Regions from separate parts of the Mus musculus genome. Here regions 1, 2, 3, 4, 6 and 7 are each linked to region 5. The links are chromatin loops, found by intact Hi-C in ENCODE. Cell type or tissue: left cerebral cortex. All regions are shown on one strand.

Region 1 (4,000 bases), 120 kb after region 5:
CTCACAAAAGGATGCCACCCCCCACATAGTTTTCAAAAGTTAATATGTAGGGGATTTTAAGATTTGCACTTATTCATTTAGTGTTGGAGAAGTCAGTGACAGTGTTGGAGCAGACTTGTCACAGTGCATGTGTGAAGGGCAGAGGTAACTTGTGGGAGCTGACTCTCTCCTTCTTCTATGTGGGTCCCAAGCATCAGACTCAGGTCACCATCTTTAGTAGCATGTGCCCTTACACACCGAGCCTTCTTCTCAGCCATTTTAATCAGCTCTAGCAGTCTATGACCTTGAATGGGAAACCAGGGTGCGTGTGGGAGGTGCTTGGGGGTGTCACCTGAGGTCAGTGATGGTGACAAAGATCTCCTGGCGCACCATGCTGGTTAGAGAGTGCAGAGGCTCCTCCTGTACCAACACCTGCAGCGAGAGGAAAAGAAGTTCAGCTATCTGAAAATGTTCCAGCTCACAGGGGCAGTCATAGGAAATGTGAATGGCCTATAGAAGTAACCAGGAGACTGGCCAGGAGCCCTACTCTCAGCTCCATAGAATGACAGAACTGTGTGCCAAGCTGTCCCTTGTCCTCTTACTAGCTGTTTGTGCTGGCTCAACCTAGTGAGTCTCCCTGTGTGTCTTAGTCAAGGTTTCTATTCCTGCACAAACATCATGACCAAGAAGCAAGTTGGGAAGGAAAGGGTTTATTCAGCTTATACCTCCAAACTGCTGTTCACCATTAAAGGAAGTCAGGACTGGAACTCAAGTAGGTCAGGAAGCAGGAGCTGATGCAGAGGTCACGAAGGGATGGTACTTACTGGCCTGCTTCTGCCTGATTGCTCAGCCTGCTCTCTTATAGAACCCAAGACTACCAGACCAGGAATGGCACCACCCACAATGGGCCCTTCCCACCTTGATCACTAATTGAGAAAATGCTGGATCTCATGGAGACATTTCCTCAACTGAAGCTCCTTTCTCTGTGATAACAGCCTGTGTCAAGTTGACACACAAAACCAGCCAGTACACTGTGCCTCTGTTTTTTCCCCTGTAAAATGGTACAAGAGTACTAATTGGTTGTTGCATTAAGTGAGCTAATTTATAACTCCTGGTAGCCCTTAATAATTGTGTCAGCTGTTCATTATCAGGGCTTATTTCCAGTTTAGGTATTCTGGCTCTTCTCTCTACTGAAGCAGTGTCTCCAGGGTCATGACTGTGATGGTCTACCTGTCAACTTGACATTGAAGTGGAAACTTAAGGGTTCTTTGGAAAGTCAGTTGAGTTGGATGGTGTTTTGCTGGGGCAAACACGGAAAGGTGTGTTTTCCTGAAGCGGACACAGGTAAAAGGCTACATTCACGAAGGAACATTTTGCTAAAGCAGACACCGGTGAAAGGTTGTTTTGCTAAAGCAAGCATGTGAAAGGACATGTGACAAAGGATTCTTCACTAGCGACACGCATGTATTGGTCTCACATCGCGTGGTTGAGTTGTATATGTTGGGAATCCATAGAAAGAAAGGCACCAAAAAACTTCTGGTGCTGTGTTGCGGCTTCTTGCTGCTTCCTTGGACTCAGGCCAATTGGCAAAATGATGTCAGCTGAGAAAGAGTCATGTGTAGCTTTGCTGATGAGCACTGGGTCTAGATTGGTTCTGGATCATGCTCATGTGAGTGACTGTCAATGTGGTGAAACCTCATTGGTTATCCACCATTTCCTAGGAACTGCCCTGGCCCATAGAAACGAACACTTCACAGTCACATCTCTGCTGTATCACTGTGTCCCACTGGTCAACTATTCAGGAGAGACACCCAGGCCAACTAATTCCCTCAGAAATTTAGAATTGGGACCTCTTCGACATTCTTTCTGGATGGTCACCAACTTAGGCATTTTGTTGCAGGACCCCATGAAATCCAGGCTGGTCTCAAACTCACTATGTGGTCAAGGCTAACCTTCAACTCATGGTCTTCCCGCTTCTACCTGGGCATTACTAGCATGAATGGTCATGGCCATCTCTAGCTGATCTTCAGGGAGAATTTAGCATTTAGGAGCACTGGTCCTGAGGACAAAATAAAAGAGAGGCAATTTGGGGAAGGGGGGAGATGGGGAAGAATGGACATGTATTCAAAGCAGCACAGCTACATGGAGAGAAAGCCCTCTTGGTGCATATGGCTGCCACAGCCTCTGCTCTCCCTTGGTGGGGAGAACCTCTCTCCTTTTCCTGGTGCAGCGGCCTCTAGTGGAGTTCTCTCGCAGTGGCCTCGTGAAACTCATAGGCAGAATGTGCTTGGAAGATAAAGCCCACATCTCTGAGCTTTCCTCATCTGATGCAAACTCGAATCTGATTGGTGACTTGCTGTGCCTCCTGTTTTCTAAAGGAACTCTATCTTCATGGCTTTACAGCCTGCAGGGGCACAGCGTTAAGGCAGTGTCTTCAGTCTTGACAGCTCTCCAGGGCTGTATGTACCTTATCTAGATAGCTTAGGGGGTCACAACTAAATCCACAGGTGCAACCTAGCATTATCCCCTTCCAAAGAACTTCCTGGCCTTCAATCAGTCTTTCCCAGGCTCAGGAAAAGATGACCGAGGACTTTCCCACTTGTGTTCACTCCCCACTCTCATCAACTCAGCAGCCTTGATGGTTGAGCTTTCTGTAGCCACACAGCTCACACGCAGATGAATGCAGCCCCTTTTACTGAACCCTCAGGTCTAATGTCTTCTGATTGCAGCCTCTTTGGACCCTTTCTGTCAGAATGATCCTTTCCCTTTTTAAGAAACTTTATTATCATTTCGTTTGTGTGTGTCGACACATGTTGTGTGTGCAGGTTAGACAAAAGCATCGGCTCCCCCAGAGTTAGTGCTAGGTGAATTCTAAGCCACGGATGTGAGTGCTGGGAACTGAACTCTGTCCTCTGGAAGACAGGAAGTGCTCTTAACTGCTGAGCCATCTTTTCAGTTCCAAGAACGATCTTTCCCTTGCTCCTACCTTCCTGCTCCAGTTCTCTCTCTCCCCATTCCCTCCCCCCAACAAACACTTCTCATGGCCTGCCTCTATCCTCCCGACCCAATGCCTCAGCATGAGCCTACCAAGGTACCCCCTTCCCCCTCACCTCACCACACACCTCCACCAGAACATACCCCCCCTTTATCTTTTTATAAACACATCAGTGTATATGTATAACACACACACACACACAGTGCCAGAAGAGGTCAGAAGAGACCATCAGATCCCCTGAGACTGGAGTTACAATGGTTGGGAGCTGCTTGATGTGGGTGCAGGGATCTGAACCCTGGTCCTTTGGAAGGACAGCCAGTGCTCTTAACCACCGAGCCACCGCTCCAGACCCTCAGCTCTGTTTTTGTTGTTGTTTTTACACTTCAGTGAGCCAGAGTTAATTTTGTTGCTCACCTCCAGAAAGAATCTTAAACAATCTTAATAAAAACGAGAGGCCTGGGGAGAAGGGATGACAAAAATACACTATACAAAGTTCTCAAAAAAACTTTTTTTTTTTTGGTTTTTCGAGACAGGGTTTCTCTGTGTAGCCCTGGCTGTCCTGGAACTCACTTTGTAGATCAGGCTGGCCTCAAACTCAGAAATCCGCCTGCCTCTGCCTCCCAAGAAAAAAACTATTTTTAAAATAAGGGAGGTTCTACATGATGGGATCACAGGCATGTGGAGCTGTAGTGAAAACCAACTATGTAAAGACCCCTTCAGGCACAGGGAAGTACCATGAAGGAAACAGGAAGATAGTCTCTCTGAGGAAAGGAAATTTGAAGGAAGGGTGAGAAATGGATCTGCTGTGAGAAAGGGAGGAGCAGATGTGAATAAAGAAGTAACTGGGATAAACGGTTACCTTGAACTTGCCAGGTGTGGTGGGGGGCAGAAGAATCAGGATTTCTCTGAGTTCCAGGCCAGCCTGGTCTACACAGTGAGAGAAAAACCAACCAACTAACCAACCAACCCAATCCAACCAATCAACCAACTAGCTAAACAAACAAACAAACAAACAAACAACAAAAC
Region 2 (4,000 bases), 420 kb after region 5:
GTGAACCAAGGGGAAAACGGGGAAAGGGGACGAGGAGGGAACGAGGAAGGTCTTGACGAGGAAGGGTTATGGAGGTGACATTGAGACTACACTGTATCCACACAGGTCATATCAAGGGTATAGATTCCCCAAATCAATGAGCAAGGGGGTGGGCCAATCCGTCAGCCGGGACCCAGATGGTGACAGAACACACAACCATAAGACCACCCACGACTACAGGACTCTACAACAGAAGCACCGATCAGTGCCATTATTCACATTGTAAGGATAAAACATCACAGGCCAAAAGGCTCCATTAGGAATGTGGTACCCGCAGGACTGCGGGATTTGAAACTCCAATGCTTTATGACCTATGTCAATGCCTCCCCTCCCGTCTTCTGCTTCCTTGGCAAGCTATCTCGGCAGACGTTAGGTGCCCACAACACCGGGGTCATGGGCTGATTCCGGAAGTGGGGAATCGGAGCAGTGGTACAGGAAACAATTTCCCCAGCAGCTATAGCAGATGAGAAAGAGGGCTGCCAGGAAAACCAAGGCACATATTGTGCAAGGTTTCCGTTCCAGGAGGAAGCTGAGCAGGTAGAAGCCCATGAACATGGAGTGGCTGAACCACAGAGCGGGGTTGAGGGGCTTGGGGATGAGGAGGACGGGCAGCAGCCACTGGAGGCAATACATGATCTCTGCCGGGCAGGGCCTTCACCAAGGCTGCCAGGCACCGCTGCAGGAACCGACCTAATGGGAGCCAGCAGGCACAGGTGGCTGCCCTTCGCTTTCTTCGACTCTCTCTCCAGGAGCTGAGCCGCTGTGCTCTCTGGCTGTCAGCCCGGGATCACCAAGGCAGCAGGGATCCTGAAGAGAAAAGTCAACACAACAAACAGACAAAGGACAGACAGACACACACAAAAAACAAAAAACAACAAACAAAACAAACAAAAAAACAGGAACAAATTGTATACTTATTTGGGAAAATGGATCATGGTTAACAACAGCAAATGTGAATGCCCTTTCCTCCCCACCCACCCATGAATGTCTACTCCTATCCAAATTATTACTTAAAGATAGCCTGCTAGGGTGTGTCTTCCCTAGGCTTCTACTGGGGGATCCCAGGAGGACACGGTCCCCACAGTGGGCTGGCTTTGCCTGGGCCCTGCCCAGCAGAGATCATGTATCGCCTCCTGGGGCTGCAGCCCGTCCTCAAAGGTCCCAGACCTCACAATACCGCCCTGTGGCTGCCACAGGACACCATGGGCTTGGTGTTGTGCCACCGTGTGGTAAGGAAAGGCTCTGTATCTAGTCTCACATCTTGCTGCTACTGAGTGTGGTGGAGTATGCCAATTTTACAACAGTTATCTGTGCACTGCCGACCTGGAGAGGCTAGGCAATGGAACCTCAGATCCTGGCAAGCTATGGGAAGATACAGTAGAAAGCAGCCTGAACCATTGTTTGCCTTTTGCAAATAGTTCAGCATCATTTACCCCAAACCAGCCAACTTCTTTGAAAAATAAATTTTTAAAAAAAGAAAACCAAAACCACAATACCCAAACTCAGTTGGACCATTAAACCTCCATCTTTTACTGACATTGAACAGAAATGGGTCTATGAAAGTATTTAATCAAAATTAATGTCCTATCCAAATAGGGGCAAATACTATTTGGCCTCTGTGCCAAGGAGGCTTGCTGGAGAGGTACTTTCTCCAGCCACTGGGACCGTGGGAACCTTCTACTTGCAGATGGCAATTTGGTCTTGCTACCATTATCGCAATTCACTAAAGATCTATAAGACAACGCTAACAGAGGACACAAGCTTTACTTTGAAACTAGAAGACAGTAGCCACAACCCTACGTGGATGTAGCAAAATCCTATTTTGTGTTCCAGCTGCATAGCGAACTCATACAAAGAACCACCCTGGCTCAGGCAGACCTACTAAGGATTAAGAGAAGGGAGCACAAAAAACAGAGGTCCGTATCTGTCCCGCAGAAAATTTGGTCTACTTCTCCATAAAGCTCGCTCCTTTGGCACACACAAAGCACGCCAATCCTTCCTACATCCCTCCCAGAGTAGATACAATTGCTTTAGCTACGAAGAGCAAGAGTGCCGGTCCAGCTCGGGATCGCAGCCACTACCGCCTGCCGGACAGAGCGGGAACCAACAGTCAGAAAAGATCAAAGATTCTCACAAAACAGCTGGCATGGGTTTAAAATTCACGGACTAGTAGGAATGCAGAAAAAAGGTATACATTTTGCTTTCAGAGAGACTTCTGTAACTTCGGCTTTCCATCCGTATGGAAGGTATATTTTGGCGCGGCACTGGTTACGCGGCATGTAGAATTTGTAGGCTTGGGTGTGTCGAACCAAGAGGCTTGCACCCCTACCCTCATTCTACACTGTAGAGCCACGACTTCCCTCCATTTTACACCGAATTTCAAAAGCGGGCAGAGCAGAATCTTCTGGAACGGTGTTAGAGCGGGCTCAGGAGGTGGGGGTCGGTGTGGAAAGAACAGACGGGATTTTTTTTTCTCTCTTGGCGAATGAGGAGCGCCCCCCATCACCCCTCCTTCTCAACATCCCCCAAGCGCGCATGCGCACTTAGGTGGCAAGAGGGTACTTAAGGCACGGCCACCGGGGCTGCGGCATTGCGCCCAGCAGCGGACTCCGAGACCAGTAGACCTCGGCGAACCCTTGCTCTCGACCACCCACCCACTTTCGGAACCATGGCCGCAGTGGCAGCAGCCTCGGCAGAACTGCTCATCATCGGCTGGTACATCTTCCGCGTGCTGCTGCAGGTGAGTATGTACCCGGGCTTTGGGTGGGAGAGGGCACCCGAAACGCGCCCCGGGACCCCTTAATCCATATCGCGATTGCCGCCCCTACCCAACCCATCCTATCCCAATTGCCGCAATCCCTGTGTACCAAAGTGCCGCGGTGGTACTATTTGTCCCCGCCCGTTCCCGTGCCCACATCCTCGCGCAGACCCTGTCCCCAGTGCGCCCGCGCCCAGCCGGGAACAAAGACTCAGGGGTGCGGCGGTCGCCCGCTGCGGACGATCGCGACCAACGCGGTAAGAAATACCCGCTATATTCAGGCTCGATCCCAGGAGGGAGGCGGGGCACTTGTGTGCTGTGAAACTTTACAGTTCGCACAACAGAAAATTTTCACCTTAAAAAATTGCGCAATGCAGGAAATTTTCTTTTAAATACACTATGTACACACATATAACACTTGGGTGGGTGAAAAAGAAGTTAGAAAATGGCACTCCTCAGGAAAAATAACAAAAAGAATCTCAATAAGGGGGAAAGGGAGGAAATAGAGAAAACGCGCATTGCAGGAAAAATAAGCCAGACAAAGGCACTTACTAGGAGAAAAATGGATTAGATAAAAGTGCATTGGAAAAGAAACAAAGAAACGAAAAAAAAAAAAAAAAAAACCGAATTGGAAACACACTAGAGAAAAAAATGCCCCTTGCAGGACAAAAACGGAAGGGGAAAGAACATTTTCAAAAAAAAAAAAAAAAGAAAGAAAGAAAGAAAAAGAAAAAAGAAAGAAAGAAAGAAAGAAAGGGGCAAATCATTTTATGGAAAAAGAGAGTGCGCGATATCGCGCGCAAAAGTGCTTCTCTTAAAGCCAAACTGGAAGAAAGCGCTTTGTGCAAAAAAAAACTATCTACCCCAAGAGCTCCCTTTGCAGGAATCCTGCTAAAGGAATCCTTTGCCAAAGGAATCGCATATTTCCTTCAAGGTGTTCCTGGAATGCTGCATTTACTGGGTAGGATTCGCTTTTCGAAATCCTCCAGGGACACAGCCCATTGCGAGAAGTGAGGTATACTTAAGTTGTGGGTCCAATCAGCTTGCAGCCATGCAGCTCTCAGCACAGTTGGAAAAGCTCCAGCTGCCCTGACTGGTGGACAAGCTGTGCCTCGGCCGCCACTCCAGGCTATGCTGGACAGGCGGGCGGGGCAGGGGGCGGGGCCGGGCGGGCAAAGCAGCAGCAGCAAGCAGCAGTAGCAG
Region 3 (4,000 bases), 140 kb after region 5:
CAATGACAAGACAAATGCTGCGACAATGCTAACATGTCGTGAGATCAGGAAATGAAGACTTTAATTTCCAGCACATTTTCTTTCACTTTATGACTATATAATTTAATGTCCTAAATAGCTATTTGCAAAAATTCCAAAAAACTTAACAGCTGGCTCCCTCTCTAGCACACCACTGGCTTGTCTTATTACTGAACTGGTAGAGTTCTTTAAATATATCCTAGTTCAGCACTACCCAATATAACTTTCTGGGATAATGAAAATATCTGTCCTGTAATTTCAAATTACTCAGTGCAAGATCCACCAGCTACCCTGAGCACAGCATTGGCTGATCAGAAGCATAGTATAGCTGAGGAGCTGAAGCTTAAATTTTACTTAATTGGACTAAGTTCAAAGAGAAATTACTGCAGAGAGCTAGTGACTGCTGTATGGAGGAGTGGTCCGACTCCCCGCTACATATCTGGAGTGATACTGAAGAGAAGCAGCATTGCTGTATTGCAAAATTCTACATGTTCACAATAGTTAATTAGCACACATCTAGGCTGTCATCAGAACGCAAGGGCTGAAATATTTCCTTCCTTTTAAAGTATTAAAAGTAACATTTCACAGAATAATAATAAAGAGTAAATAAGATAACATATGTAGGGTGCTCAGTACTCTTTCTGCCTATATTGTGAGCTCGGTAATCAGAGCTACACATTAGTTCTGGCTTCCATTTTTGAGTCTGTTAAATTTGCAGACCAGCGCATCCCTCAACCCTTCCTGGAGTAGACAGCAATTAACACGGAGACCCAAAACTGGTCAACACACAGAGAATAAGAGATCTTGGGACACTCAGCCCTAAATGGGATGTCTACAGCATCCCCTTTACCTCAGGGCTCATGGGCGTGGGTCTATGTGGAAGAGGAGAAGGATTGTTTAAGAGCCAGGGGTGATAAACGGCTTCCAATAAGCAGTTTTTCAGGGATTGTGTCAGTATGCACAAGACCCACAAAAGCTCAAGCCATACAAAACACAGAGAAGGGGGAGTGGGCACAAAAGACCCAACTGTAGCCAAAACTATTCATAACTGATAGCTGCTGGGAGAGGGAAAATCAGTTTTCTTCAGTGGAGTGACTGGGTATATCAACCACTCTCCAGGGCAGGACTCCATGCTTAGTTTGTTTTTTACTTTAGAAAGAGGAAAAATAGAGCATGAGTTGGGTGTGTAGGGAGTTGGGGGAGGATATGGAAGGTGTTGGGGGAAGGAAATGAATATGATCAAAATATATTGTATGAAATTTTCAAAAAAAAAAAATCAAACATTTTAAAACGCTCCTCTCCGTTACCTGTATAGCTCACAGGTTTGAAAACTGGATAAACCCTCACTCACCAGCCAATTATTAATAATCTAAGTAATGCATTAACCATAATTTCCCAAAGTGGATAAAATCAAATGTTACGATAACGCTCCCCTCCCAACCGGACCCTTTTAAAATTGGCCGGGCTGCGGGAGAGAACCGTGAGTGACAGCGCGTCCGGCCAGTCACTGTCACTGGCCAATCAGAGGTGGCCCCGTCTTAGGCCCGCCCCAAGGCCCGGCCCAATCGGGTCCCGGTGGCGGCGTGAGCAGGGCGGTTGAGAGGCGGTCGGTTCCAAGTGGGTCCCGGCGCGGGGGAGAGGACGGCTTGGCAAGCAGGACCCGTGAGTGAGGTTCGCACGCCGCGACTCAACTGCCCCACACTGCGGCTGCCGGGCACGGCCCTGCCAAGCGGGACCGCCGCGACTGACCTTTGCCGGGAGCCCATTCTGGCAAGTGGCGTGTGCCGCGGGTCCCTGGCGTCCCCTCCGGCGCGCTCTTGGAGCCACTTCCCGGAGCGGAAGTCTGCCTGCTCGGGCTCCGGTGGGACCTGCTCGGAGGAATGGCGCCGCCGGGTGAGGCGTTGCGCATGGCTCAATAGTGGGGCCCCGCGGCCGACACGCTTTGGGGAGCGGGGCGTCGCCCGCGGGAGGCTAGTGCGGACCACACGGGCGCCGGCTAGGCGCGGTTCCCCTCCCCTACGGGGCAGGGGCATGGGCACGGGCGCTTTCGGGGTCGAGCGTGTGGCGGAGGCTGCGAGCTGGTGAAGTGCTGGGGACCCGAAGGGTTGGTGGCGGGGCGTGCGACGTGGGACTACGGGTCCCCGCAAGGCCGAGCGCGAGCCCGGGCAGCGCGGAGCCCGAGCCTGGCCTCCTCCATTCATTCGAGTAGTACCAGCGGCCTACGCCTGTCACAGAGAGCCACCCCTGGCATCATGAAAGCTTTTGAGCATGTCACTAGACTTTCTTCGACTTCTAGGTTCCTTTTCCCTGACAGGGACAGGAGACTCACAGGTCTGTCTGGGAGCTGAAAGCCTAGGGTATGAAGTGATATTACGGGTGCAGACTTGTAACCGGCCACGTATTGATTGTGAGAACAGAAGCCAGGGACTCAACAGCTTAGTTTCTCATCTGGTATCTGCTTCGCAAGAGTTGTGTTAAATGATATTTCTGTGCTTGCTTTTAACAGTGCCGGGCAAAACTCAATGCTTGGTAGATTCTGAGTGGATAGGTGGGAATCTTAGTGTATTCAAGTCACTATTTTATTTGTTGGTAAAGTGGCTAAAGTCAGAACTTGCATTGAAACTTAAGTTTGAGTTTCAGTTATTTGTCTCAGGGCAAGGGAGTGGGCACCTACTTAAGAACCTTTTTTCTTTTCTTTACTTAGATAGGGTCTAGGGAGCTGGGAGTTGGTTCAGTGCAACTTGTGGATCTGAGTTCAAATCTTAGCACTGGGTATGGCTGGCTGCATTGTGCACGTAACCCCAGCATTGGAGGGCAGAGACCAGCAGATCCCAAGAGGTAACCATCTAGTCTAGCAAAAATGGTTCTAGATCAGTGAAAAGGCCCTGCCTCAAGGCAAGAAGGCATAGAACATCAGAGGAAGTCATCCTGTGTTTACTCTGGCCTCTGCATGCCTGTGCACTGGCATACACTTATGTGCATGTACCACAATACACACAGAATAGGTAGGGTCTTACTATGAAGCTGGGGCTCCAGCTCAGACTCACCATCTTGCCTCTGTTTCCCTAGTCCTGGAGTGACAGGTATGAAATAGTTTACAAACCATTTCTTGGTTTGTAAAATGCAGAAAATACCCACCTCACTTGGATATTAGAAGGCTTAAAGACTGGTGCAGTGCATACAAAGAACTCAGTATAATTTGGGCCTACCCATTCAATTGAGTGTTCAAGTACGAGCCAGAAAAGTTGCTACTGTGCTTAAGTGTAGAAAGATTCAGCTTCTGGCACAGAGGCTATAAGGGGATTCACAGTTTAGCTGGAGGAGCGGTGATCATAGTCCTTCACTACATCAAATCCCTGATTGCCCATTGGTCATTGGGAATTTTGCCAAATGCCTCGATGTCTCTTTCTCTACATCTTCTTAGCCATTGGCAATTCTGATAGGTTTTAACTTCAAATTGTGGCAAGACTGACTATTTCCTTAGCACCTCCACCTCTGTTCCCTTATTGGCTCTCATTCTTTCTGTATTTGGAGCATGGCAGTATCCTCCTACATAGCTCCTCCCCCTCCTCCTGTCTTCACCCCTGCTTAGGCGGGTGTAACGGGTATAACCCAGTATTGTCTTCAGCAAAGCAATCCTGTTAAATTGCTTGTCAGATCGCTTCCCTACTCAGAGCTGTGCTGTGGTCCCTTCTTTCAGTTGCCTTCTTTCAGTTGCCTACAGGTCCTTTGGATTGGCTTCTGCTACCTGTTAACATATGAGCTCCAATCCTGTCTTTGTATCTAGTTTTCTTGTTACAGTTTCTCATTTGGGCCTTGAGAGATCACTGCATACAGAACACATTCCTCCCAAGATACCAAGACACCTGTTCTGTGCTTTATTTTCTCTCCAGTGCCTCTCTGCTTTCCAATGGGATAAATCATGGTTCTTAACTTTTTTTTCCCACTAGAATGTAATCTGTTTGAGAATGGCGGTTCCGAG
Region 4 (4,000 bases), 70 kb after region 5:
CTGACCAGCAATTATTTCGCTGGCAGTCTGAGTCAGAGGAATCCTATATGTGAATCCTGCCCATGTGTATAATGAAAGCTTTTGTACATCTCAGTTAGATGCTGAAATAGTCTGTCTCCATACCCCCTGGGGGATGGCTCCTGTACTCCAGAAGATAGCAAAATCCAAGGATGTTTAAGTCCCTGATTTAAAATGGCAATGCATTTGCACATAACCTATGATCATCTCTAGATTACTTGATGTAAATGCTATATAAATAACATTACATTGTTTGTGGAATGACAAGTCTGTTCATGCTCAGGACAAATGTAATTTTCCCCAAAGACTCTTGATCTGCTGAATGCATGGACATGAATTCCACACACATGCCAATACAAGTCTACTTCTACACTAAGCTTATGACCAATCTGGGTTTCTATATTAGAGTGACTCTAATTCTCTAAAAAAAAAAAAAAGGATGTTGAGCTGTAACACCACCAAGAAAACAGGTATAGTAGTCACTGTCCTGCTGTAAAGACAAATTTTATATATGTGTGTGTGTGTGTGTGTGTGTGTGTGTGTGTGTAGTCTCAGGTACTTTTCTCTCATAGGAGTATAGACATGTGTACAACAGTTGCTCCCTATTTCCTACTCCCTGACCAGCAATTATTTCGCTGGCAGTCTGAGTCAGAGGAATCCTATATGTGAATCCTGCCCATGTGTATAATGAAAGCTTTTGTACATCTCAGTTAGATGCTGAAATAGTCTGTCTCGATACCCCCTGGGTATATATATATATATGTATACACACACACACACACACATATATATCATTAACATATGTGTGTGTGTTACTGGGAATACCTAATAATGATAACAAGCACCATTTATTTTATTCAGAGCCAGATACCACATCAATCGTTAGAGCAACGGCCTGGCAGAGAGGAACGTGGGGCTGAGAAGAGCTTTGTGTGTGCTGACTTTGATCTATCTAACTACAGTGCATGGTATAAACGAACTAACTGCTACACTCGATTAGGTGGAAGAATGGAGGAGTTAAAGGGCTCAAACTGCTGTACCAGGTTGCATGGCAAACTGCGTCACCTTGGGCGCTAAATTAACTTCTTACCGACCCCACTTTCTCCCTCTGTGGAATGGGGATCCAGTGGTGTTTCAAACGAGTTGGGGAAGACATAATCAAAGGGCTGAGCAGCGATGAGTAATTCATTTTACCGCGGGATCAGGTCTGATCGATTTAACGGCAGCACCGCGCCGTTTGGGGCACTGGGCGGCGCGCAGAAATCAAGTTTGAAAGTTGGGAGCCTAGGGAACCCCCGCAGAACCGGCGGCTCACTTTCCGATCTTCGGTTTCCCGCCTCAATCCAAATGGGTGGGTTGGCCGAGCTACACCCACCCTTCCCTCCCCGCACTCCTCGGAGACCCTCGTAGGTGGGGAACTCCCACCGCCCGATAGGCTTGGGGCGGGGGCGGGCCGGGGGTGGGGCCTGGCGAGGGTCGGGGCCGCCGCCCACCTGCCGCCGCTCACCTCTAGGCTGTAGTTGCCGCGGATGGCCGTGAAGTCATCCAGGGCTTCGGCCGCGCTTCCCTCGTCCAGGTTCAGTTCCTGGCACAGGGCCTGCAGCGCCTCCCTGGCCGCGGCGACCGCCGCCGCCCCCTCGGCGTGGGGCTCGTCCTCGAACATATCCCCCTCCGGCCCGACGGGCGGCGCGACCGGCTTCGGGGTTTTCTTTTCCCTCCCGGCGAGCTACCCACAACCCCCCGCGACAAAGCGCGCGAAAATCGCCTTCTTGAGCTCGCCTTCCCTTCATCGTCTGCCTCCGCTTTTCTTCTCAAAAAGTCCCTTTCTCCTCTGGAGCCCGCAGCAGCCCGTCTCCCGGAATGGGATAAGAAGATGGACCTCGGACTCTAACGGAGATCTAGCTCGGGCCCTGGGTGGGCAGCTGCGGGGCTCCGGGCCGCGGGGACGGACGTGAGAGAGCGGGGCGGAAGGATCCGAGCCGGTGCTGAGGCTGCCGGGACTGTAGCTCGCGCCCCGCGCTCTCCACCGCGGGTTCCCTGGTGTGGGTGACTTGGGACTGCGAGTCCGTTCACGCTAGTGGGAAGCCTTCTCCATGACACTGTCCTGTGGACCCTAGGTTTGTCAGCTCCCCGGCGCGCCTCCAGCCCGCTCTCACTGAGCTTTGACCCTCGATGGAGGTGGAGGCGGGAGCTGCCGAAAGTGGCTTCTTCACGTAGAAGCGCCACGTCAGAGACTCCCAAATCTCGCCAGAAAGGGATGCAGGGACAAGGGTTTGGGGTGACGGGTCTCAGCCTCACTCCCAGGATTCTGGAAACTGTCCCAGTAAATAGTCGTTTCAGGAATAGAGATGGTCCTCGCGCTTACCTGAAAGGTGTTTTTAAAACCTAAACTAGAACCTGATCGTTTTCACTCAGAATCCTGCACGAGATCATTTTTTGTCTTTAAAATACAGAAAAATAATAGCATTCAGATGCACCAGGTAACTCGTAACCTTGGGAATATCAAGCTAGTTCTCAGTCGCAGGAGGCTTTTCTCCGTGTGTGAAAATGCTATTGTGCATATCTTTGCATACCTTGCTCTTCATCATTTAAGTCTAATTTTAACCTTCTCAGGCCATTACTGAGCAGTACATCTATAAGCTGACACCTAACTTCTATTTCATCGTCTCCATTGTACCTTATCTGAAATTGTCATACTTATTGATCAGCTCTTCCAAGAGAGTTGGATGGTAGGATAGAATCGTTTGCCTTCACTGTATTCCCTGATTTGGATTATTTCTCTTCTACACTAAGGACTTGGGGCAGTGTGTTTGAAAATTACAGAGTAGTCCTTGTTTGGATGAAGGAGTCACTAGAGAAGAAAACAGGGACGTCAAGGCAAGTTATGAAGGAGTTCCTATGCCCCACTAAAGCCTCATGGTATACTCAAAGCAGAGATTTTAACATGTTAATGATGATTAATTTGTTTTGGACAAAATCCACTGCTGCGGGTATGGCCTCGTGGAGACTACCAAGTTTGGAGGTAGTAGAGTGTTGTCTTACATGACGTATCGGAAGGAATCGTTGAATTAAAATACAAAGGTGTACTGCTCAAGGAAGAGTCCTGATATAGGGAGATGGAAAGCTCTCTAAATCCCTAATAGGCAAATGACAACAGACCAAAGAAATAGCTCCAGCCTCATCTAGCTTTAGTGAGACGGTGAATTAGTTTACTGGGGTTACATAGAGGAGTAGCAGGGGTGACTCAAAGGCATTGCATCATCAAAAAGCGCATTCTGTCCGGGGTGACAATTGCAAAAGCTGCATCCTTGGAGCTCCCTGCGTGCACTAGCTGAAAAATCTCCCTACGGAGTTTGGAGGATCTTTTGTAGAAATCTATTTATTTATTTTTTGTCTTTATTTACAGAGCCTACTGTGGTAGAAATCCAAGTGTGTCTGAAGAATCTTTTTCTTACAGCCTTAGCTCAATGATAAGCCAGACCTGCTCACTCATGAAACAGAATGGAGAGGCCTGGAAGGTGAAGAGAAAGCAGACAGGACCAAATGTACTAGGTATTTCTGAGCGACTGAGTTAGGAGTGGTGAGAGGTTCCAGTGACATTGGAAATGATGGGAGCTGAAGAGATGGCTTAGCAGATAATAAACAAGCGCTTGCTGCTCTTCAAGGTGATGTGGGTTCAGTTCCCACCACTGACAGGGCAGCTGGCAGCCATTCATAACATCAGTTCCAGAAGATCAGATACCTTCTTCAAGTCTCAGCAGTTACCAGCCACAAACATAGAGTACACACATACATGCTGCAAAACACTGATATACATAAGCTAAAATACATAACCAGATAAGCTTTTAAAAACAAAAACATGTGAATGGGAAATAAGGTTGGGTTTCCCCATTCTGTTCTTCTAAACATAATACTGGAATAGTCTACTGTACATTATCTCAAGATTATCCCATCATTACTTTTTCTGTAAGAAAATTTAATA
Region 5 (4,000 bases):
GAACACCATTTCAGAAATAACTGGAATGAATTCGGGAATCCAAAGACTTAACCTTTAAAAAATCCAACTCTGCATTTTTTTTTTTTTTTTTTTTTTGTCTAATAATGTGACTTTGGAAAGTTACTTAACATCTTGGTTATCAAAACATCATCTGGGGCTAGAGAGATGGCTGATCAGCAAAGGGCACACACTGTTCTTGGGGAGGAGTGAGGTCAGCCCTCAACACTCACTTTAGTTAGGCCAGTCACAGCTCCTGAGCTCCAGCTCCAGAGGGTTGGCTGCCCTCTTACAGCTTCGACAGACACTGTGACAGACACTGTACTCATCATACACATACCCCCTACCAACACCCCCATAAAAACATAACTAAAAATAAAAACAGAGCCAGAAGAGATGGTTCCATGGTTAAGAGCACTCACTGCTCTTGCAGAAGGCTCAGCTTCAGTTCTCAGCACCCCTGTGGCAGCAACTCCATCATGGAGTCACTCCAGTCTGGCCTCAAGGACCCCAGCACTATATATATATATATATATATATATATATAACTATATATATATAACTATATATATAACTATATATATATAGTTAAAATGAAATCTTGCCAGGTGTGGTGGCCTACACTTTTAATCCCAGTACTCAGGAGTCAGAGGCAGGTGGATCTCTGAGTTCGAGGCTAGGCTGGTCTATAGAGACTACATAAGACAGGCCCTGTCTTACCCCACCCCCACCCCCAAAGTTACTCTTCTGTAGAGGGAGAGAAAAAGAGAAACGTGAGTTCCTATTTTTAAGCTTTCTTTCTTTTTTTTTTTTCCCCCAGAGCTGAGGACCGCACCCAGGGCCTTGCGCTTGCTAAGCACTCTACCACTGAGCTAAATCCGCAACCCCTTTTAAAGCTTTCTTAAAGTCAGTCCTTCAGTTAGGCACAAGGGGCTCCACCCCACAAGAAGTAAAGTTCACTGAATTTGAAAATCATAACCACGGAGGGGCCACTTTCCAAGCGAACACCTCCGGGGATCGATCATGCAAGGGGTTAAGCTTCACAGCCACCAACCAAGAAAAAAAAAAAAAAAAAAAAAAAAAAAAGTTGAGCAGATTCAAAGTGTTGACGGGAGCAAGACCAAGAACCAGAAGCATCCCTTAAAATTCTTAAAATTCTTGAGTGGCCAAGTTGTGGAATGTTGGGGTTTCAGTGAATAACTTGCTCTTATGTTGGAAGAGAAATTCCCTTAGTAGCACTCTGCAAATACAATGAGCACATACTGAACCCTACTAGGCTATTATGATAGTCAGTGAGAATCCAGAGATTAAGCACCTTCCCTCCCCTTTAAGGAAAACCCCAAATTCCGGGACCAGCTTCAGAGTTAAACTTAAAAGCGCTCAAAATCTCTCATGGGGCCAAGTGTTCCGGGAGCTGCGGTTAGCACAAAAGGGTCTCCCAAGCCAGGTGAGCCTGAAAGACCGCAAGCCACAGCCGGAGGTCTGGGGTAAAATCTTCTAAGAAGGGCGGGGATCGCTCCTGGCAGAAGTGACAAGTTCCCGAAAAGACCCTTCTACCAAACCTCCCTGGGCCTCTACTAGGTTCGCCGCCCAGAGTGAACCGATGGGCTTGCACTTCACCTGTGCCCACCTCGGGTAGCCCGTGTGTTCGCATCCCGACAGGGCGCCTCCTTCTCCAGCGGCGGGTTCCCGCCAGCCGCTTCCCCCAGAGACCTCCCCCTTAGGATGCCTCCCATGTGGACTCTCCCTGCTCGGCCCCACGGTGGCCATCCTTCGTCCCTCAGGCCCGCTACCTCTGAAGATGTCCAGCACTTTCTTCTCTCGGAAACCACGATTCTCTAAGAAGGAGCACACGTCCTCCGGTTCCCAGGTTCGGAGGTCGGTGTTTTGGAAGTCGTCGTCTGCAGACAGATTAGCTGTTGCAGGAGGAGTGCTCGGTGGCGTCCTTGGGCTGCCATCGCAGCGGGGTCGCTTAGCTGGCTGCTCCAAGGGTGCGCTCTGCATGGCTACCTCCGACACCCGGGGCTGCGAAGTTAAGTACCGCGGCACCGGCTCGCGCGCAGCCGCACTGACACCACACCCCAAAAGTGAGTCCATTCAGTTTTGCCAGCCTCCAGGCCTACTGCGCAGGCGCCCCGGACATCAGCCCTGGGAGCGTGGCCTCCCCGGGGCGCTCGCGCCCGGCCCATTGCGCAAGCGCAATGCCTACGCGATCGCCCTCAACTCCGCCCTTGTGTTTCTCCGAAAGGGTGGTGTTATTAGAAAAGCAAAACTGAGTTGTGGTTAAGAGTGGAGACTTTAGTGAGGACAAGGCCAAAGAGGGCATCTGGGGCTAAGGAAGGTTCACCACGCTCCAGATTAAAAAGGTCTTCTGGTGAACTGCAGGTATCTTCCTGAAACAAATACGTTTTGCCAGGTTTCAAACACCCCAAGCTGTAAACTTGTTAAAATAAAATTAAAAACAAAAAACAAAAAAACCCTATAAGGCAACAAAGCTGCCACTCCTATCCCAGAGCAGAAAACAAGGGACTGGCCCAACTGGAAAACCCTGAAGTGATTGCCAGCTGGTTGTCGGACTGTCCTGTTAGATTCCACATTCACAGTTAGTTGGCAGCAGACCGCCCTATTATTTCCAAATAGACAGTATTTTTACTAATTACTAGTCAGTGTCCAAATAGCAGGCTTTCTTTTTTTTTTTTTTTTTTTTTTTTTTTTTTGGCGTTAAGCCATTTTGGGACAGACCCCAAACTTCCCCATAAATCTTTATCCACCCATTACTAGTACAACGACCACTAATTTACGACACCTCTTCAGAAACCAAGACACATACACATCTAGGTATTTTAACGTCAGGCAGTACAAATGAGATGTTTAGTGGTGAGCCCGACAGCTGTAAGTGATGCTTAGGCATAAAATACAAGCTTGAGAGCCGGGTGTGGTGGCGCACGCCTTTAATCCCAGCATTTGGGAGGCAGAGGCAGGCTGATTTCTGAGTTTGAGGCTAGCCTGGTCTACAAAGTGAGTTCCAGGACAGCCAGGGCTACACAGTGAATCCCTGTCTCGAAAAAACAAAACCAAAAACAAAACAAGCTCGAGGCCCGATGTTCATTACCCAGCAACAAACAAACAACAGACAAACTAGAAATCGGATGAACCAAAATATTCTTAGCAAACAGTGCTGATGTGATCAGGGCCCTGTTCTAAAGGCTTTACAAACATTCATTTAACGAATTTCAGATGTAGGAAAGTGAAGTATAAAAGCTGGGAGAGAGGGCTGGAGAGATGGCTCAGTGGTTAAGAGCACTGACAGTCCTTCCAAAGGTCATGAGTTCAATTCCCAGCAACCATATGGTGGCTCACAATCATCTGTAATTGGATCCTATGCCCTCTTGTGTTGTGTCAAGGACAGTATGGTCATATACATAAAATAAATAAATAAATCTTAAAAAAAAAAAAAGCTGGGAGCTAAGAAACAACAGAGACTGGGCTTCCTGCAAAAGACCATGCTCTTACTAAATCTGCCTTAGTCAGTACTCTCTAAAGGAACAGAAATGTTAGAGTAAATATTTATGTGTGTGTTTAAAAGGGATTTATACAGGATTTAGTTCATGTAGTCCAACAATGGCTGTGAGACTCTGGAAAAGGCCAAGAATGTGGTAACTGTTGGGTCCAGGAGGCTGGTTGTCTGTCATAATAGTCCCAGCCTGGCACTGGAGTCCTGGAGGAGTCCTGGAGAGCTGCTGGCCCCCTGTCTACACTAGAATCCCAAAGGAGTTGGCTTTTGTCCAAAAGGAAAGCCACAGGACTGGCATAGATGAATGTGCTAGTGAGAGCGAGGGCAAGCAGGCAAAGAAGCTCTTAACTGTCTCTCATATCTTTTCATCTGGGCTGCCAGCAGAAGAACCAGAAGATTTAGGACGGGTCTTCTGGTCTCAAATAATCTAACAATCTAATAATTCCCGGAGCAGTCAAGTTGTCTAGCCAAGATTGGTCATCACCCTAG
Region 6 (4,000 bases), 440 kb after region 5:
TGGGGAATGTTTTCGGTCATTGTGTATTCAGACACTGATTTCTGAATCCAGAGATCTGGTTGCAATCTGGACTTTGGTGTTGTCATTATTATGAAATAGGAATTGAGACTCAGTATGTTGTAAAACATTGTATCCCAGAATCTTCTGATTGTTTAAAATAAAGGGCTGAGCAGCTTACAGCTGGGCAGGAAAGGAAAAGGTGGTACCTCTGTGCTCAGAGAGAGGGAGCCAGTCTCAGGTGGGGAACCAGGGAGTGGCCGTCACTGGGAAGCCGAAGAAGAAGGAGGTGTTGTCAAGGCAAGGGCAGGTATCAGGCCATGTGGCTGGAAAGCAGTCTGAGAAGTAGTCTAAGGCCAGCTTTGTCGGGTTGGAATAGCTCAGAACCTGCCCGGCTATAGTGTCTGAAGCTTATTAGTAAATATAAGGTATACATGTCAGTATTCAAAACAAGGGTGGGTATAGAAAAGCTCTGTACTTATACAGATCCCAAAACAAGGGTCAGAAAGTGTTCCTAGTACTTCTGTGGCGGTGTGGGCATTGCCAAAGCCCCAGTGGCCAACTTTCTTATGGGAACTGCAGAGCTGGAGGCAGGCATGGCTTCTCACCTCCGCTTGGTTTCTCTGGTTGCTTCCACCCTCAGGCTTGCTCCATTTGGATCCTGGGATTTGGAATGACCCAGAAACCCTTTCTGCCCTAAAATTGGGCTAAGCCAACCTTGACTTCCTGCCAAGGCCTCCGAAATTCTCCCCGTCCACCTGGCAGCCAACCAGGACACCTGCTTTCCTCAACTCGGCACCCCCTCTGAAACTAGTCTTTTCCTTGGGGATCCCTGTCTCCTTTAGACCTTTTTGTCTTCACTGCCAAAGTTTGGTCCTGATCACCACCCACCCTCCCTCCCTCCCTCCCTCCCTCCCTCCCTCCCTCCCTCCCTCCCTCCCTCAGGCCTGTACTGGCCTCTCTGTTTTGACTCCTGTGAAACCCCAAACAGTCCTTGTGATGGCTAGTTTTGCCAACGTAGCCAAGAATCACCTGGAAAAAGTCTCAGTGAGGGACTTACTTAAAGCAGGTTGGCCCATAGGCATGTCTGTGGAAGATGCTCTTGATTGCTTTAATTAATATGGGAAGACCTGGTCTGGAAGTTGGTGGCACCATTCCCTGGCTTTGGAACCTGGACTGTATAGGCAGAGAAAGGTCAGTGAGCACCCAAGCCTGTATGCATTCATTTCTCCCTGCCTATGACTGTGGACTTGGTGTGGCCAGCTGCTTCCAGCTCCTGGCACCTTGACCTTCTCTCCCACCCCATCCCCAGTTATGACACTCTGTAACCTGGCTCTCTCTAAGCTGCTCTCTGTCAGGTTTTTGTTACTGTTTGTTTGTTTGTTTTTTTTTTTTTTTTAATCACAGCAACAGAGATCACAGGTGTCCTTCATACTGCAGCCAGAAGACCCTGTTACTCTCCTCTGGAGGTGGTGTCCCCTCCTCTGTAGTGACCTGTCAAAGTCCTCCCCATCAGCCTTCAGTTGCTGTGAAGGGACACTGTGACTATAGCAACTGTTACAAAGGAAAACATTTAACTGGGGGTGACTTACAGTTTCAGAAGTTTAGTCCATTATTGTCATGGCAGGAAGCATGGTGGTGTGCAGGCAGACAAAGGTGCTGGAGAAGGGGCTGAAAGTTCTTCATCCTGATCCACAGGCAGCAGGAGAGACAGTGAGCCACTGAACCTTGGCTTGAGCTTCAGAGACCTCAAAGCCCACTCGTTGCCTAGTGACATACTTCCTAAAGCCACACCTCCTCCAGTAAGGTCACTCCCCCTAATAGTGCCATTCCCTATGAACCTATAGGGGTTATTATTCAAGTCACCAGAGTCAGCAAGTGCTGACCCGTTGGTCTCCTACAAGTAGCACTTTAAGCACCAATCAAAGTGCAGTGGGGGTGGGGTGTGGGACTCCCCCAAAGCCTGGCCCCATGAATTTACCAGATAACTTTTGAGTGTGCAGATTAGGTCTTGTCCTCAAGTGACCTTTAGAGACATATATTCAAATGGAGTAGCCCTTCCCAGGGCTGCCCTCTGCTTTAGGACTCAGTTTTTAGGACTCTCTCACTTGGGAAAGCAAGAAGGAAGTATTTTAGCCAAGTCTGTGGTGACACCTAGCGGTATGGTGCAGAACTGCCGGATTTTTTAAAACCTCAAATGCCAAAGTTAACTTTCAGTGCGATTTTGTAACATGTAGACTTATTTGTATGTATTTTACACAAGATGAAACGGTGGAGAGCATTGGCTGAGGATGCCTAGACACAGGTGGTGGCTAGATTTTAATCTAGGCCATATGGATCTGAAGCCTAAATCCTAGACTTTAGTTCCTCTATACCAGACCCTTCTGAGGACGTGAAAATTCATACCCCTGGCCTCACGCAGAACACAAATATATAATCTTTGAAAGGAGCCGGGAGATGGAGGAGCAATGAGCTCAGGACTGAGGATCAGTTGTGGAGTGTGGGTTGGCAAAGATTGTGTTGAGGGGGCTGGCAATGAGTCCTGTTGGGATCCTGGACTGTGTAGGAAAAGGAGCTTGTACTACCCACTCTGCATCCTGATGGTGAGTGTGCCCTGACCTGATACTTCAAGTTACTGTTGCCTTGACTTCCCTGTGTCCATCTGTGAGCAAATACAAACCCTTTCTCCTTCTCTTGTTTTTTTGTCAGAGTATTTAAAAAAAAAATTCTTCTCTCATACATTGTATCCCATCCACAGCACCCCCCCCCTCCAAGCATCTCCGAACAACTTCCCATTTTCACCAGATCCACTCTTCCTCCATCTCCTTTCAGAAAACATCAGGCCTCCAAGAGATATGAACCAAACAAGACCTAACAAGTTACAATTAAGATGAAACACATACTCTCGTATTGAGAGTGGAAGAGGCAACCTAGCAGGAGGAAAATGACTCCAAGAATAGGCAAATGAATCAGAGACACCCCCAGTCTGACTGTTAGGAATCCCACAAGAACACCAAGCTACACAGCCACAACACATATGCAGAGAACTGAGCTCCGATTCATACAGGCTCCACGAGTGTCACTTCAGCCTTTGTGAGCCCCCATAAACCTTGCTTGGTTGATTCAGTGGGCCATGTTCTTGTGGTGTCCTTGGCCCCTCTGGTACCTACAGTTCTTCCTCCCACTCTTCTATGGGGTTTCCTGAGCTCTGCCTAATGTTTGGCTGTGGGTCTCTGCATCTGTTCCCATCAGTTGCTGGGTGAAGCCTCCCTCTCTAATGATAGTTGGCCAGGCACTAATTTATGAGTATAGCAGAGTATCATTACTAATCATCTCATTGACTCCCCCTCCCCCCCCCTTGTGTTTGGGTCTATCCTAAGTCTCTGGGTGTTCAGCCTTTGGCTTCTGGCCATCCGGGCTCTCTTGCTGGACCACTGCCTGGAGTGTTACAGCTCTTAGAAAAGAAGCAATGAAGTAGCTGAGGTCCTGTGTCTCTTGTCAGCTACTGTGACAGTGACAGAGATGGTGTGAGCCTGCCCAGCCAGGCAGGTCCAAGATCCAGCCACCGGTGAGTGCTTTGGGAGAGAGAACTCTTCCCCAAGAGTTCAGTAAAGACAGCCACTCTCAGATGATCCTCGGTGAAATAACGTGTGTGCTTTATTTCATGTGGATAGGGGCTATATAAACCCTGAGTGGGGTGGGATTTAGGGGGTAGGTGGTTCCTATTGGCTGAGTTTGAGGTGTTAGTGATGCTTTATTTGCATGGGGAAGGACACCAGGTCTTATATTACTTGACTGACTGCACATGATCATCTTAGCGGGGTGCCTTTGTTATCTGTTCCAGAGTAGGTGCAGAATCATGGAGAAAGCCGTTCAACTCTTGATCTCAAATCTGTGACATTCTTGGCTTCTGAGCTCACTCAGCCTTACCAGTTCTTCTGTCTGGTCTGGTGGCACGCCCCACATCTCCTATAAGTACAAACCATATTTGTCTTTTTGAGTC
Region 7 (4,000 bases), 440 kb after region 5:
AGCAGACTCATAAGCCTGGTGAATGGCAGGCAGGCCACAGTTGCTTCTGGATCCTATGGAGGGCTTCTAAGGATCCACAAGATCTGTGTTGATCAAATTCAGCTAGAATATCAGACTGAAGGTTAGGCAGCATGAGAGGGTGGCTCCCATACAGGATCTCAAAGGAAGTAAGACCAAAGTGGAGAAGGTGTTCCAAGCCCCATGTAAGGCATAAGGTAGGAGAGACATCCAGTTACCGCCAGTTTCAAGGGTTAGTTTGGTCAAGGCCTCCTTCAGGGTTTGATTCATCCTCTCTATGTGCCCTCAACTCTGGGGTCTGAATGCATAATGTAATTTCCAATTGGTACCCTATAGGTGGTGGTTCTGATGCTAAGGTCCTGATCCCCAATTGGTTCTTGATCAAGCAATAAAGATGCTAGGGGCCAATTGCTAGGTGGAAGAAAAGAGGTGGGACTTCCAGATCCCTGCAGGTTGTCTAAGAGATGCAGGGGAGGAAAACTTTGCCATGCTTCAGAGGGAAAAGGAGCCATCAGCCATGTGAGGTCTCTGGTGGAATGGCCATGGGTCCCTTCTCCGACTGGGTCTGGGGGAGCAGGTGGGATATTAGAAACATAATTAAACTTAAGGCAGATTTAGAGGGCTGAACAAGGAGAAGGTAACTGGGAAACTGAAGATGAAGGGAGATTTAGGGTGCTGAGCCCGGAGTGAAAAGAAGGGCATGAGATAGCTGAGGAAGGCTTAGAAGATCCTAACAATTGAGCCAATAAGGCAGGTTGAAATTGAGCTCTGTGTGTGTGTGTGTGTGTGTGTGTGTGTGTGTGTGTGTGTGTGTGTGTGTTCTGTGTGTGTCTTTGTCTGTGTCTATGTTTTTCATCTGCAAATCTAACATTCTCTGGGTGGGGGCCGGTAGCATGGTCTACCAGGAGCTTAAAGCAGGGTAGCAAAAACTACACACAACAGCACCTAAGATCTGTGCTAAAGATTGAGTTACCTGGGAGATGAATGCTGGTCTACTGTCAGAAGCAAGTTGGGTAGGCAGACTATACCTGGGTATGACTTCTTCAAGAATTCTCTTTGCCACTATGTTGGCAGTCTCCTTTGTAGGGTAAGCTTTTACCCATCCTGAAAAGTTATCTATAAAATCTAGTAGATCTCCACATGCTTCTGGCCTTATCTCTGTAGCATCTCTTTCTCAATTGACCCCTGGCTGTTGGCCTCTAATCCTGGTTTCTTGGGTCCCTTGATTAAGGCTTGAGGGGTTCACAGCCTGACAAGTGGGATAGTTTGAGATTACCTGACTGATGAAGGGTCCCAAGTTATATATTTTGTTATTTGTCTCTCATAGCAATTCCTTTAGTTTTTGGTGACCCCCATATGTGAAGCTTGATGCGTTTGATGGATGAGTGGCTTGGTGAGCTCCTGAGGTAGGATGGGACAGACTTCGAAGGTTAGCCACCATCCATCTTCTCTTCTGCAACTTCCCTTACACTTGGCCTGATCTTGTCTTCAGCAGTATATTTGGGGATGGCTGGGAGTGCAGGGAGTGACAAGGCTACCAGGATGTAGGCAGTAAAAACCTGGGTGGCCTCTCTTGTGGCTTTATTAGCTAGCCTGTTTCTTCAGGCTATTTCTGCTGTCCCTTTCTGATGCCCAGGGCAATGAATTATTGGCTTTGAGAGGAAGCCATAACACTTATAGTGGAGCAAGTGTTTCTTTATTATTTTTGATGGCTTTTTCCTTCAGCACTCGACAGTCCCCTCCCTAGGTATGTGACCCATGTATGTGAGCCATAGCAAAGGCATATCTGCCATCAGTGTAGATGTCAGCTATGGCCCCTTTGACCAGTTTTAAAGCCTGGCTTAGAGCCATCAGTTCAGCTTTCTGGGCTGAAGTTTCTGGCAGCAAAGCAGTTAGTTACCCAAATGACAGAGTCCAAGTCCACTACTGCCTCCCCCACAAACCTGGTTCTGTTCTGGATGAAGCTACAACCATCTGTGAAGTAAATGTATTCTGCTTCTGGCCAGGGTATGCCAGTCAAGCCTAGCCTGATGTCCTAGACATACCCCAAAATGATAGAGCAGTCATACTGTACATCTTGAGGACAGGTCAGGTAGCAGGGTGATTCAGGTGAAGGCAGTTGATGGCTTATATCTTATGCAAGGGGGATTCAAAAGAAAAGCCTGGAAGTATACCAGTCTGGCATTGGAAAGCCATTGGCTAGGTGGATTCTTTTTTTTTTTTTTAAGATTGATTGATTTATTTATTTATTTATTTATTTATTATATGTAAGTACACTGTAGCTGTCCTCAGACACTCCAGAAGAGGGAGTCAGGTCTCGTTACGGATGGTTGTGAGCCACCATGTGGTTGCTGGTATTTGAACTCCTGATCTTTGGAAGAGCAGTCGGGTGCTCTTACCCACTGAGCCATCTCACCAGCCCAGCTAGGTGGATTCTTGAGGGTCCCCTCAATAGCATGGGGCTGGAGGTGGGGATAACAAGCTTCTACCTCATGGTTATTTTGTCAGCATCTTTGACCAGCAGGGTGGTGGCAGCTATAATTCAGAGACAGGCTGACCATCCCTGGACCATTGGGTCCAGGTTTTTGGATAAGCAGTCCACAGGTCATTTCCATGGGCTCAAAGTCTGGGTGAGCACTCCCTTGGCTATCCCCTTTCTCTCACCCACATTCAGGTGGAATGGTTTGTGAATGTCTGGGAGGGCCAAAACGGATGCCTCCAATAAGGTTTTTCTTAAGCTCTTAAAAGCTGTGTCCATCTCAGGGGTCCTTTCTATCTTATCTTCTTGGCCCCTGGTGGCCTCTCAGTGAACCCTGGTAACCCAGAGTCTACAAAACCTGGTAGATCCCAAAAATTCCCATACGTGCCTTCCCTTTCGGGTTGATAAAACTAGAATGCTAAGAATAGTTTGCTTCCAGGCATCTGATCTGACAGCATACACTGGACCCCCTTGAGTATGAACCCCAGGTAGGTGACCTCAAATTGACAAAGTTGGGCCTTCTTAGCAGACACTCAGTAGCCCAGTTGACTCAGCTCCTGTAGCAGGTCTCTTGTGGCCTCCTGGCATGTCTACAAGTCAGAGGCCAAAATTAGGAGGTCATCCACATACTGGAATAAGGTTGTTAGGGGTGGGCCCACTGGCACTCACCCAAGTCCTCATGAAGAGCCTTACCAAAGATGGTAGGTGAATTCTTGAATCCTTGAGGCAGACATGTCCAAGGGAGTTGTTTGTTGAGCCTCTCTCTAGACTTTGCCATTTGAAGGCAAACAGGCTGGCTTTTGGGTGCCGGGGTCAGGCTGAAGAAGGCATCCTTCAGGTCTAGCCTAGTGTACGTAGTGTGCTTAGGAGGGAGGCTGCTCAGCAGGGTGTATGGGTTTGGAACTGTGGGGTGGATGTCTTCCACCCACTTATTTACCTCCCTCAAATCCTCCACAGGTCAATAGTTATTGGAATGGGGCTTATTGACCAGAAGAAGAGGAGTGTTCCGTGCTGAATGGCAAGGAATCAGAACCCTGGTCTCCCAGAGCCCGTTGTGCAGGATGATCCAAGTTCTGGCCTCTCTAGGCATTAGATATTGGCTGATTGGGCTAGGGTAGCTCCAGCTTTTAATTGGACTAAAACTGAGGCCCAATGATGGGCAAATCCTACTGGATTCCTTTCTGCCCAGACCTCAGGGACTTCTGCCAGAAATTTCTGGAGTAAAGGCTCATAGGTGGGGCTAGTTGAGGGAACAATTTATATTCTTTGTCTAAGGTCAGAACATAGATGGGGCCATTCTCACTTAGCATTTCCAGTCTGTCTGGGCCAAAATGAATTTGGGCTCTTATTTTGGTGAGGAGATTTCTTTCCAGCAGGGAATATGGGAATCCAGGGATGACAATAAATGAGCGAGTTACCCATCCCACTCCCAAGTCCACCTTTCTTCAGGTCGTCCATATATAGGGCTTGGTGCCCATTGCCCCTTGTACCCATGTTTTTCGA

What was found. Peaks named below come from ENCODE experiments on the same cell type or tissue, not always from the same donor. Only the 100,000 strongest peaks of a DNase experiment are listed, where the experiment ranks them.
Region 1: a loop joins it to region 5, with 2.8 times the contacts of the local background. A loop is called at or near these places in 6 of 42 quality-filtered maps.
Region 2: it touches region 5 in a loop (2.0-fold over the local background); 8 of 42 quality-filtered maps call a loop at or near these places.
Region 3: a loop joins it to region 5, with 2.2 times the contacts of the local background. A loop is called at or near these places in 9 of 42 quality-filtered maps.
Region 4: it touches region 5 in a loop (2.0-fold over the local background); 11 of 42 quality-filtered maps call a loop at or near these places.
Region 6: a loop joins it to region 5, with 2.9 times the contacts of the local background. A loop is called at or near these places in 9 of 42 quality-filtered maps.
Region 7: a loop joins it to region 5, with 7 times the contacts of the local background. A loop is called at or near these places in 7 of 42 quality-filtered maps.

What each region holds. Positions count from the first base shown.
Region 1 is chr2:157,257,697-157,261,696 of GRCm38, forward strand. Mroh8 (maestro heat-like repeat family member 8) reads right to left here. Exons shown (of 25, transcript NM_001039557.4): 5 at 332-411. Among named protein-coding and RNA genes, the nearest start is that of Rpn2, 19 kb to the right of the region's middle. In left cerebral cortex, a CTCF peak has its summit at 2,224 (motif pointing left); a DNase peak (open chromatin) is centred at 2,226.
Region 2 is chr2:157,557,482-157,561,481 of GRCm38, forward strand. Blcap (bladder cancer associated protein) reads right to left here. Exons shown (of 2, transcript NM_016916.3): 2 at 1-846. The coding sequence starts at 672. The coding sequence ends at 409. It overlaps Nnat (neuronatin), which reads left to right and starts at 2,597. Exons shown (of 3, transcript NM_010923.3): 1 at 2,597-2,779; 2 at 3,732-3,812. The coding sequence starts at 2,708. In left cerebral cortex, CTCF peaks have their summits at 1,269 (motif pointing left) and 2,161; DNase peaks (open chromatin) are centred at 1,286, 2,531 and 3,866; H3K4me3 peaks cover 1,555 bases.
Region 3 is chr2:157,277,425-157,281,424 of GRCm38, forward strand. It overlaps Mroh8 (maestro heat-like repeat family member 8), which reads right to left and starts at 2,125. Exons shown (of 25, transcript NM_001039557.4): 1 at 1,768-2,125. The coding sequence starts at 2,051. It overlaps Rpn2 (ribophorin II), which reads left to right and starts at 1,674. Exons shown (of 17, transcript NM_019642.4): 1 at 1,674-1,911. The coding sequence starts at 1,899. In left cerebral cortex, a CTCF peak has its summit at 1,731; DNase peaks (open chromatin) are centred at 1,591, 1,851 and 2,115; H3K4me3 peaks cover 1,721 bases; H3K27ac peaks cover 907 bases.
Region 4 is chr2:157,202,775-157,206,774 of GRCm38, forward strand. It overlaps Rbl1 (RB transcriptional corepressor like 1), which reads right to left and starts at 1,760. Exons shown (of 22, transcript NM_011249.2): 1 at 1,526-1,760. The coding sequence starts at 1,681. In left cerebral cortex, CTCF peaks have their summits at 1,561 and 1,764; DNase peaks (open chromatin) are centred at 1,232, 1,790 and 1,996; H3K4me3 peaks cover 1,808 bases; H3K27ac peaks cover 1,338 bases.
Region 5 is chr2:157,133,089-157,137,088 of GRCm38, forward strand. Samhd1 (SAM domain and HD domain, 1) reads right to left here and starts at 2,008. Exons shown (of 16, transcript NM_018851.4): 1 at 1,791-2,008. The coding sequence starts at 2,001. In left cerebral cortex, a CTCF peak has its summit at 2,253; a DNase peak (open chromatin) is centred at 2,129; H3K4me3 peaks cover 1,462 bases; H3K27ac peaks cover 1,088 bases.
Region 6 is chr2:157,569,565-157,573,564 of GRCm38, forward strand. No RefSeq gene overlaps it. Among named protein-coding and RNA genes, the nearest start is that of Blcap, 5.2 kb to the left of the region's middle. In left cerebral cortex, a CTCF peak has its summit at 2,162 (motif pointing left); DNase peaks (open chromatin) are centred at 664, 2,156 and 2,993.
Region 7 is chr2:157,577,879-157,581,878 of GRCm38, forward strand. No RefSeq gene overlaps it. Among named protein-coding and RNA genes, the nearest start is that of Blcap, 14 kb to the left of the region's middle. In left cerebral cortex, no CTCF peak of the experiment used is centred here; a DNase peak (open chromatin) is centred at 1,967.